3 separate regions of the Homo sapiens genome follow, and regions 2 and 3 are each linked to region 1. Evidence: chromatin contacts called from ENCODE Hi-C data. All regions are on one chromosome and are shown on one strand. The core of a region is the stretch at or near the end of the contact, and the rest is flanking DNA. Distances in the headings are between cores, read along the strand shown.

Region 1 (3,047 bases), core at 548-3,047:
AGGAAGGGGGGTGGTTGGTATATGCTGTTCCAAGGAACTGGCCATGCTGCAGTGGACTGTGAGCCGCAGGAGCAGGTGCACTGGGCGGCAGGTGCGGGGAAGGCTTATGTGAGCTGGGGGTTGGGGGAGTAGGGCGTTGGGGACTAGGGTGGGAAGACTGCAGGAACTTTCAGCCCTGGGTGGGGGGAGCAGGGGGGAATCCAGTGCTAGCGGCTCTGCTGGGCCCTCTTACCTACATGATCATACTTCACCTTTAAACACCCTTGAGGGAGTTCTTGGCTCTAAGTGATGAGACCCAGCAGGTCAGGGAGGTGAGCTTACTTGCCCAGGGCTGCACAGCCTGGGCCTGCTCCCAGCACCTTCTGCCCCAGCAGTGTCTCCTACCAGAAGGGGTTCCTGGCCAGCTGCCCAGACTAGATGCCCTGAGCTGGTCATCCAGAGTGGGCAGTGGGAGGGACTGAGGGGCAGGTGGGTGGGGCCGGGGTGTGATAGAAACCTGACGGTGGGGTGTGTCCAGTCCACCCCAGGGTTCCTGGCCATTGTGTCTGCACCTTCCTCCTGGACATCTCTGGGCACTGCAAACTCACTGTGACCCCCAGCTGTTACCCCAACACGTGTCCCCATCTCAGGTGATGACCACCCCTTCCCTCTAGTAGCTCAGATCACAGAGTCCCCTTGCCTCCCACCTGGGTCAGTGCAGTCAGCTTCTGAACAGGCACCCTGCCCCACTGCGCTCCTGAAGTGTGTACACGCGCCAGCCTGGGAGCTTTGCAGGCTGCAAAATCAAGTCTTGGCTCAGAGCTTTCCAGGGTTCCACGTTCCATGCTGGGTTTTAAGGGCCAGAGTCTTCCAGGGGCCTCTGTGGTCCTGGGGGCCGAGGCCGCATGTGCAGTGGTTAAAGCTCCTCACCGATGGACCCAGGCCTGGGGTTGGGATCCTGGGCCTGGCTGCGTGACCCTGGGGAGTTGTTAAGGCAGTGCCTCAGTTTCCTCACCTGCAAAGTGAGAATATAATAGTATTTCCTTCATGAGGTTATGGAGGGGTCCACCATGAGGCTATGGAATCATGCCCAAGGGCTCAGCATGAAGCCTGGCACCTGGTGTTTCAGGGCCTCCTGGTCCTCCCTGCCCCCTGCCACTCTCAGCCACGCCGGTCTTGCTGTCCTGTGGCATCCCTCCCGTCCACCTCAGGGCCTTTGCACTCACTGAGTTCTCTGTCCAGTGAGTTCTACCTTCTTCTTCCTTCCTGGCCTGGTGTCTTGCTCCTTCATCAGGTCTCTGCTCAGCTGTCACTTCCCTGAGTTCCTTCCTAAGAGCAGCCGCCCTCTCCCCTCACCCCCAGCCCTTCAGTGTCTCTCTTTTTTTTTTTTTTTAAGAGATACGGTCTTGCTCTGTCGCCCTGGCTGGAGTGCAGTGGTGCGGTCCTGGATCACTGCATTTTTTGAACTCCTGAACTCAAGGCATCCTCCTGCCCTAGCCTCCCCAGTAGCTAGGACTATAGGTGCACACCATCACACTCAGCTAATTAAAAACTATTTTTGGTAGGGGTAGGATCTCACTATGTTGCCCAGGCTGGTCTGGAACTCCTGACCTTAGGTGATTTGCCCCCCTCAGCCTCCCAAAGTGCTGGGATTACAGGTGTGAGCCACCGCACCCGTCCCCCTGCTGCATTTTTGTTCGGAGGCTCACAGCACCTTTCAACATTGCCTCCCTCCTAGAGTGCTGGCTCCTCCAGGGCAGAGACCTTGCTTGGCTTCCCATAGAGCATGGCCAGGCACACTGCCACCAGGGCACGTTGCTGAGTCTTCAAATGCCTGTTGTGAGGTGATAGTGCAGAAGAGGAAGCCACCTTCGTTTTTGGGTGGGCGTTGGCAGGGGAGGCTCTGATTCTGTGCCTGTCCTGCTCTTGGCACCCCTCTCAAGGAACTGAGTTATGAGAAGATCCCTCCTGCGTCTGGCCAGCTCACCCACAGTGTGACCACCACAGCCACCAGGCCCTACAGCCGAGAGGCCACGTCCCAGAGCCGGGGTGGGGACTCTTCACAGTGGTGGGTCTGGTGGAAGGTTCCTTTCTTCCACTAAGTGCTGGCTGGGTGGGGAAGAAGCTGGAGGGTGAGGCCTGGGCAGCTGGCTGGGCGCTTGATGATGGTCTGGGTGGGCGTAGCCCTTCTAGAAACTCCTCTGTTTGCTGGTGGACACCTGGTTCTGCTGATGGCTAAGAATAGACTCAGCTTGGGGGATGGTCCCGAGGGGAGGGGAGCCAGTCATGATCCAGGGGGTCCTCCAGCCCTCCTGGTTGGAAGGTGGTGGGGTGGCTGATAAAATCCAAGGGCTTGGTAGCGGTGGGCCGTGTGCGGATTCTAGCTCATTGCTTACTGACATGGGACTCTCGGTTTCCTCACTGTGAAACGCCTCCCTCCCCTGCCAGGATTTGGAGCACATGTGGTCTTTGGATGAGCGGTTCCTGCTCTGCCGTCCGTCCTGCACTGCCCTTGGCTGGTCCAGCCCCGCCGGCCACTGTGAGAGTGCTCACCCCAGCCCCCTCCCAGCCTGACTCTGGCCCCTGCTGCCTCCACTCACGCTGTGTGCTCTGCTCGGGGCTCCCCAGGCCACCGCAGCCCACCCTGGCTTCCTCTGGGGTCCACGTGGCACCACCCTGGCTGCAGGCCATAGGCTTATCTACAGAACCGGCTGGAATTTCAGGCACCCTGGGAGGGATGAGAGAGAGGACGGGGAGGGGGCCTTCCTGGCCTGGAGTCAACTGGACACTCGTTCTCTGGGGCGGGAGCCTTCCCTTCCAGCTGCAGAGATGAGTGTGGAGGAGGAGACCCTGCAACTTCCTTCCCCTCCCCCTTCTTTCTCAGGGGCGGGGCTGGGCTGCCAGCTCTGATGCAGACAGGACCTCCAGGGGCCGGCCGGGCTGGGAGGGCTCTCTGTGTTTTCGTTTTTGACCATCAAAGCATTGTGGTGGGGCTGACGTAGTTGGTCAAGTTTTTATTGTCAGTTAAGGATGTAAAAGAGAAAACCCAACACCACTTTTTGCTCTCA
Region 2 (3,047 bases), core at 168-2,667, 490 kb before region 1:
CGGTGCCCACCTCTGGTTAGCACCCACCTTTCCCTGGCCGAAGTGTGCAGTCTGGCTGATAGACGACAGATCAGCCCAGCTGCAGCTTGCCTGGAAGCAATATTCTCACATGGCGTGAGATGGTGGCCCAAGCTTTTGTTTTCTATATGGACACCCCATTGCTCTAGAACAGTTTATGAAAAGTCTATCCCTTCCCATTGCTTTGAGAATGGTCTCTCCTTAGTTCTGGAACCAGCCCTATCTCTTCAAATATTGCCTCTGCCCCTTTCTCTCTCCTTTCCTTTAGGACTCCAATGAAAGGTGTGCTCCCTCTGCCACGGTGTCCTCCCAGTCTCCACCTTCTCTCTGACATCTCCCGCCATTCCTCTCTCCATGCTGTACTCAGTTTCTCCTGACTTTCCCTCCAGCTCACACATTCCATCTCCTAGACAGGCACAGAATCCCTTAAACCATCCATTGGGTTCTTCCTTTTGGTTATTTTTTTTTTTAATTTTAGAATGGAATTTCTATGTGGTTTGTTTATAAATCTATAATGTCTTTAAAGTTTCCCATTCGCTGTCTAAATTTTCAAGCTTGGCTGCTTCTTTTCTTGAGCAAAATAAGCAGAACTTCTCTAGTCTGTGTCTAATAATTCCAACTTTGAAATCTTTGTGGATCGATTTCTACTGTTTATTATTTCTGCCGGTTCTTGTTCATGGTATCTCATTTCCTTGTTCCTATTTCTTCCTGGCTTCATGCTGGATGTTGTGTTTGAAAAACTACTCACAGGAATCATTTGTAATCTAACTTGCTGGTGCTTTTTTCCAGCGAGGACTGTCAATAACTGCCGTTAGGTGCTTGGGGGTGTTCACAGGTCAGGACAACTTAATCCCCAGACCACCCCTTGCTCACAACCTGGTTTGCAAGTTCACACGTGGATTTGTTTACTCTGGCTTACCTGAACCTTAAGGGGGAAGCCCTTTTGGGTCCCAGCTAAAAGTGGGGGATGATTGGCCGGTCTCCACCTGTGGAGAGCCTTAAGCTTTGACATTTTCCCCTTTGCCTCACGAGGCCTCCAAAATCACAGCTGAATTTTTTAGATATATTTTTCCAGGCCTGGGTTGGACCACAGGATCCTTCCTGTGAGAACCCCTAGAGATGCCTTCCTGCTCCTGTCCCCTTCCCTCTCCCTCCCCAAGGGTGCAGTTGGGGCAGAACCGGCATTACCCATGAACCCCACATTCCCCAGGTGGAGAATGGCAGCCAGCAGCTTGATGACGTCCCAGCTCTCGGAGTCGGAGAACTGGAGGATCTTCATGGCCGAGCGGATGTGGGCGTAGTCCTTGGCGTCGTTGAGCCCCTCACAGGAAGTGCAGTTCCCCTGAGGGACAGGGTGCCTCAGTGAATGGGGCCATCCCCTGCCCCACCACCTCCCTCCTGGGACCAGCAAGGCTGAGACACTGCACTTCATAGGCAATGGGTGGACCACGTAGGGTCCACGCTCAAAAACTCTTTTCAGAGGCAGAATCATGACACAGTAGCCACAGCATGATCAGGCCTTGCCACCAGCACCAGCATTTGGCCACTGTGTGACCTTGGCCAAGTCACACTTCTTCTCTGATCCTCTATTTGTCGTTCGTCCCTACTCGAGCTTGCCTTGTCTCTCTGGGGGACACTGTGGGTTTGTTCCTTTAAGAAACACTTTCCATGGCTCGCCATGGGCCAGGCCCTGTGCTGCGCATCCAGGGGGGCAGGCAGGGAGCCAGTGACCGTGCCATGGCCATTTGCCTGTTACAGGTGCCCAGACCACAGGGGCCGGGGCCAGCCCTATCGAGAGGTGGAGAAAGGCTTCTTGGAGGAGGTGCAGAGCTGGCCCCACCGCCTCTGAGGACAGAGGGCAGTTTAGGCAGAGGATGATGGGAGCAAGGCCACGAGGTGGGGAGGCAGGGACAGGGCTGCGGGGAGGCTGGGGTGGGTGTTGAGAAGGGAGAGGTCGGCAGAGGGGCAGATCTTGGAGGGACCTGGAAACCACATGGAGGAGTTTGGACTTCTACCCTACAAGCCGCAGGGGTCACTGCAGCAGTGCCATCCAAAGCATGACACTACAGTGCAAACCTTCCTACAGGAAGAGTGCTTTGGCTGCAGGGTAGATGACAGATTAGAGGTCAAGACTGGCGATGGGGGACCCATGAAGTCTAGGCAGGGGCTGGTGAAGGCCTTGGAGCAGTGGACCCAGGAGAGAGGGTTGCATGGGAGAGATCCCAGAGGCAGAATGCTCTGGGTCCACTCTGTGGTCAATAAACCAGGAGGCGCAGTTCTCCTGAGGGCCAGGGAGCCTCAGCTAATGAGCGATGGCTGTGGTGCCGCCCTGTCCTAGGTGGCGGGTGCAGCTGGGAGCACAGGAAGGGCTTTGCTTTCCTGGGGCCCGGGGCTTACGTTTTAGGGGGCCTGCAAGGACAGACAATTGGAGTGAAATCAGGAGCAGGAGGCATGTGGGCAACTCCCTGTGGCCCACTGGGCACCGGGAGCCTGTCATCCAGTGGGGACCAAAGGAAGATGAGGTCTGCGGGGAGGCCCCGGGTCCAGCCTGGGGCATGGGGTACATGTGACGGGGAAGCGGGAGGCACGCGGGCAAGGTGATTCCCAGCAGAGAGGGGCTGGCGAGGAGAGGCAAAGGGAACCAGCCCCGCCTCAGGGGCCCGGCCAGCGTTGGGCTTCTCTGCAGCTGTCGCGGAGGGTGGAGCGGCACAAGCTCTTTTTCCTCCCTTCCACTGGCTACTGGGAGGCGGCAGGTGGGCAGCTCACCATGGTCAGGTAGTGGTACTCGGAGGGCGTGCCCAGGCTCAGCAGCTGCTTGTCCTCAGCACTCACCCCCATGAGCATGCAGTAGAAGATATGGTAGTTCCGCTCCTCGGGAGCCTGGGAGGGAGGGAGGGCATTCCAGACAGATTCATGAGCCATTCCCCTGAGGCCTCAGGGCCTCAGACTGCCTCTGCCCAGCCCAGCCCTGGCCTCCGCTCCACATCTCTCAGCCAGGAGCAGCTCTGGCACTGACCCAGGGCCAGCCT
Region 3 (3,047 bases), core at 315-2,814, 400 kb before region 1:
CTCAATTCTTCACAATTCCTCATCTCACAAGTGAACTCATGAGTGACTCCACTATACAAGAGAAAAGGGGATTCCAAGTCATGCGGGCGGGACTAGCCTTGGAAGGCAGAGGGGCATGAGTATATCTGAAGCTGAGGAGAGGAGAAAAGGATTCATGCAAATGCAGAGCAAGTTGGCTTTGGAAGAGAAGTGAGGAATGCATACTGTAGTGTGTGTGATGACAGGCTAGCTGGGAGGCGGCAGGAGGGTGGATTGGGTGACCTTTGGTGGGGAGTAGAGGAGTTTCGAACATTGCAGCTTAATGGGTGGATGTAGGAACAGGAGTGTGAAATGGCCTATGTGCCCCACTGTGGCTGGCCACATAAGAAGCATGCTCTTCCTCTTCCCTTTTTCAGGGCTCTTAGACCTGGAGATCCTGGATTCTGTGCCCGTGCAAGGGTCCCAATGCCTTCAAACAAGGACTATGTTGTCAGGCCCAAATGGAATGTGGAAATGGAGTCATCCAGGGTAAGCAAGCGGAGGATCGGCAAGGTGGATCTCACCTGCAGATTACTGTTTGACTCTTTACTTCATGTGTTAATAACCCTTGTAGCTCTTGAAGTTTGTCTGATTCAGAGAGGACTGTTTTCTGGTCGCTTATCTAGCCAAACCACAAATTGAGCAATAGAGAAAGGAAAAGTATTACCCAGGATTAAAGTTTATTGCTGATGAATTTTTCTTCAGTCTTAATTCAACATTATCAGGTAGGGAAGTTTCTTCTTATTAATCCCTTTACTTCAAGCAAGGCTTGAAATTGAAACCTGGAGTATTCTGATACAGTGAATTTTTTTTTTTAATAACCATGAGAAACAGAGCTTACGTGCTTCAGCAGACCTACCTCTCCCTTTCTCTTCAACGGTTTAAGCAATTCCATTGCAAATGATTAGGGTAGACACTTATTCTGTTATCATTGTAAATACTGCTCAGTGGATCTTCAGTGTTTCTCAGTAATCTCTTTTTATTCTCCAATCAAACTACTACTTCTAGCCTGGTATTCTTAAAAAGGGCCTAAGCCGATTGGAAAAGCATAAGAGGCGATTTGCAGAACAGAAACGACTCAGCAAAGTGCATCGTGCTGTCAAGTTCAGCATTGAAGGCAACAGGATGCCCCTATAGGCCTGGCCCTACCAGAGTATATACACGAGAGGTATTCCCAAGGAAGCATGTACTGTGCATGGGCTTGAATTGTCAACAGTCAGAGTGAAAAGTGTGTGTGTGTGTGCTTTCTTAATCAGAAGAGGCCAGGTCTGCTTTTAGTTTCAAAATAATGACCCTAACAGGCACCTTGGGATATTCAAGGCCTCTTGAATATTTAGAAATTGACATGGAAGTCCCTTCCTTTATCAGTATCCTAGAGAGTAATAGATAATTACTTCCCTAATATGCATTTGGGTCTTCCTGACTGGTACCCGTTTTTATGAAAAAGGTTTTTGTTAGGACCCAGAATTACAGTGATATGTGTTACAGGCATATAAACTAGTTAGTGGTTTCCTGGTGGGAGGTAGCTTGTTTCCTGCTGTCAGTGGCTCAGCAACATGCATTTGAGAACTCATTACATAAAGCCTTATACTAAATATTTAGGAGATGAATTTGATTAACACATACTCAAAATGTGGTCAGAAGTGGAAAAGACTTGGGAACATTCATAAGCCCAACTCACTGATCCACTATGCTTTGAGACTAATGGCACCTTTGTTGCGGAGCACACACAGTGTGTGTGTGTTGCCTGCCTATGGTTCTTCTCCATGACCCCTGCTTTGGCAGCTGTTTCCACTGACTCCACTCTCCTACCTGCCAGTTCATGTTGCTATTAAGTGACTATCAAAACAAAACGTACTTTCTTATTTCTTGAGAATAAATCGAGGGTAGAGAAGGACTAGTTCTGTGCCAAGAACTTCCTCCTCTCTCTCTCCCTCCTCTTTCTTGTGCCCATATCCGTGTCCCTGACCACCTCTCCATGTCCCCTGTACCTGTTTCTTTTTTGCCCTTCTGTCCTTTTTCTTTTTCTTTTTCTTTTTCTTTTTGAGACGGAGTCTTGCTCTGTCGCCCAGGTTGGAGTGCAGTGGTGCGATCTCCACTCACTGCAAGTTCCGCCTCCTGGGTTCACACCATTCTCCTGCCTCAGCCTCCCAGTTAGCTGGGACTACAGGCTCCTGCCACCATGCTCGGCTAATTTTTTGTATTTTTAGTAGAGACGGGGTTTCATCCTGTTAGCCATGATGGTCTTGATCTCCTGACCTCGTGATCCACCCGCCTCGGCCTCCCAAAGGGATTACAGGCATGAGCCATCTCCTTTTTCATTGTTTCTTCTCTCTTTTTAGCCGTCTTTCATATTTCTCTTAACATTTTTATTTTTGAGAATTGGGAACTACAATATGGCAAAGAAAATAGGTAATAAAAACTCTTAGTGGCCAATCTGCTTTGAAAGCAGAGGTTGTGTTTCCAGGGCTGTGTCCCTGTGTGCTGATGTTTCTGGTTCTGGTCCCACTTCCCCATAGGTGGAGCAGGGTTGCATATTCACTCAGGACTTGCTTCCACATTGTAGACGCTAATGAGCAGTATTAGAAAAGACATGTCCAGGAAAAGAAATGGAAATGGGTTTCCAATGAAACACTTTTTGTCTTAAGTATCATTTTTGTTTTCAAAGTTATGTAAATAAATATAAAAAATAAATAGGGTTTTTTGTTTTTTGTTTTTGTTTTTGTTTTTGAGACGGTGTCTCACTCTGTCGCCCAGGCTGGAGCATAGTGGTGCAATCTCTGCTCACTGCAAGCTCTGCCTCCCGGGTTCACACCATTCTCCCGCCTCAGCCTCCTGAGTAGCTGGGACTAGGGCAGGCGCCCACCACCACACCTGGCTAACTTTGTTTTTGTATTTTTAGTAGAGATGGGGTTTCACTGTGTTAGCCAGGATGGTCTTGATCTCCTGACCTCTAGTGATCTGCCCGCCTCGGCCTCCCAAAGTGCTGGGATTACAGGTGTGAGCCACCATGCCCGGCTAACAATTTG

The links. Hi-C counts contacts between places; a loop is a spot of excess contacts on that map. Pooled maps may share reads with other maps.
Region 2: a pooled map shows a loop between it and region 1 (3-fold over the local background). The contact joins two enhancer-like sites. A Hi-C loop is called at or near these places in 1 of 168 maps with a recorded cell type or tissue (posterior vena cava), 6 of 37 single-sample maps with no recorded cell type and 5 of 50 pooled maps.
Region 3: a loop to region 1 is called in a map of chondrocyte, with 2.1 times the contacts of the local background. The contact joins two enhancer-like sites. A Hi-C loop is called at or near these places in 2 of 168 maps with a recorded cell type or tissue (chondrocyte and heart left ventricle), 1 of 37 single-sample maps with no recorded cell type and 4 of 50 pooled maps.

The regions. Positions count from the first base shown.
Region 1 is chr2:127,087,066-127,090,112 of GRCh38, reverse strand. All of the region lies in intron 1 of BIN1 (bridging integrator 1), which reads left to right. Among named protein-coding and RNA genes, the nearest start is that of BIN1, 19 kb to the left of the region's middle. RefSeq lists an enhancer at 2,562-3,047. Within about 2 kb of position 1,797, at least 2 of the 41 ENCODE cell types and tissues checked have a DNase peak (open chromatin) inside an H3K27ac peak, as active enhancers do.
Region 2 is chr2:127,576,446-127,579,492 of GRCh38, reverse strand. It overlaps MYO7B (myosin VIIB), which reads right to left. Exons shown (of 48, transcript NM_001393586.1): 8 at 2,785-2,898; 9 at 1,207-1,360. Among named protein-coding and RNA genes, the nearest start is that of MYO7B, 42 kb to the right of the region's middle. RefSeq lists enhancers at 1,238-1,287, 1,336-1,889. Within about 2 kb of position 1,417, at least 2 of the 41 ENCODE cell types and tissues checked have a DNase peak (open chromatin) inside an H3K27ac peak, as active enhancers do.
Region 3 is chr2:127,484,013-127,487,059 of GRCh38, reverse strand. IWS1 (interacts with SUPT6H, CTD assembly factor 1) reads left to right here. Exons shown (of 14, transcript NM_017969.3): 13 at 396-507. Among named protein-coding and RNA genes, the nearest start is that of IWS1, 41 kb to the left of the region's middle. Within about 2 kb of position 1,564, at least 2 of the 41 ENCODE cell types and tissues checked have a DNase peak (open chromatin) inside an H3K27ac peak, as active enhancers do.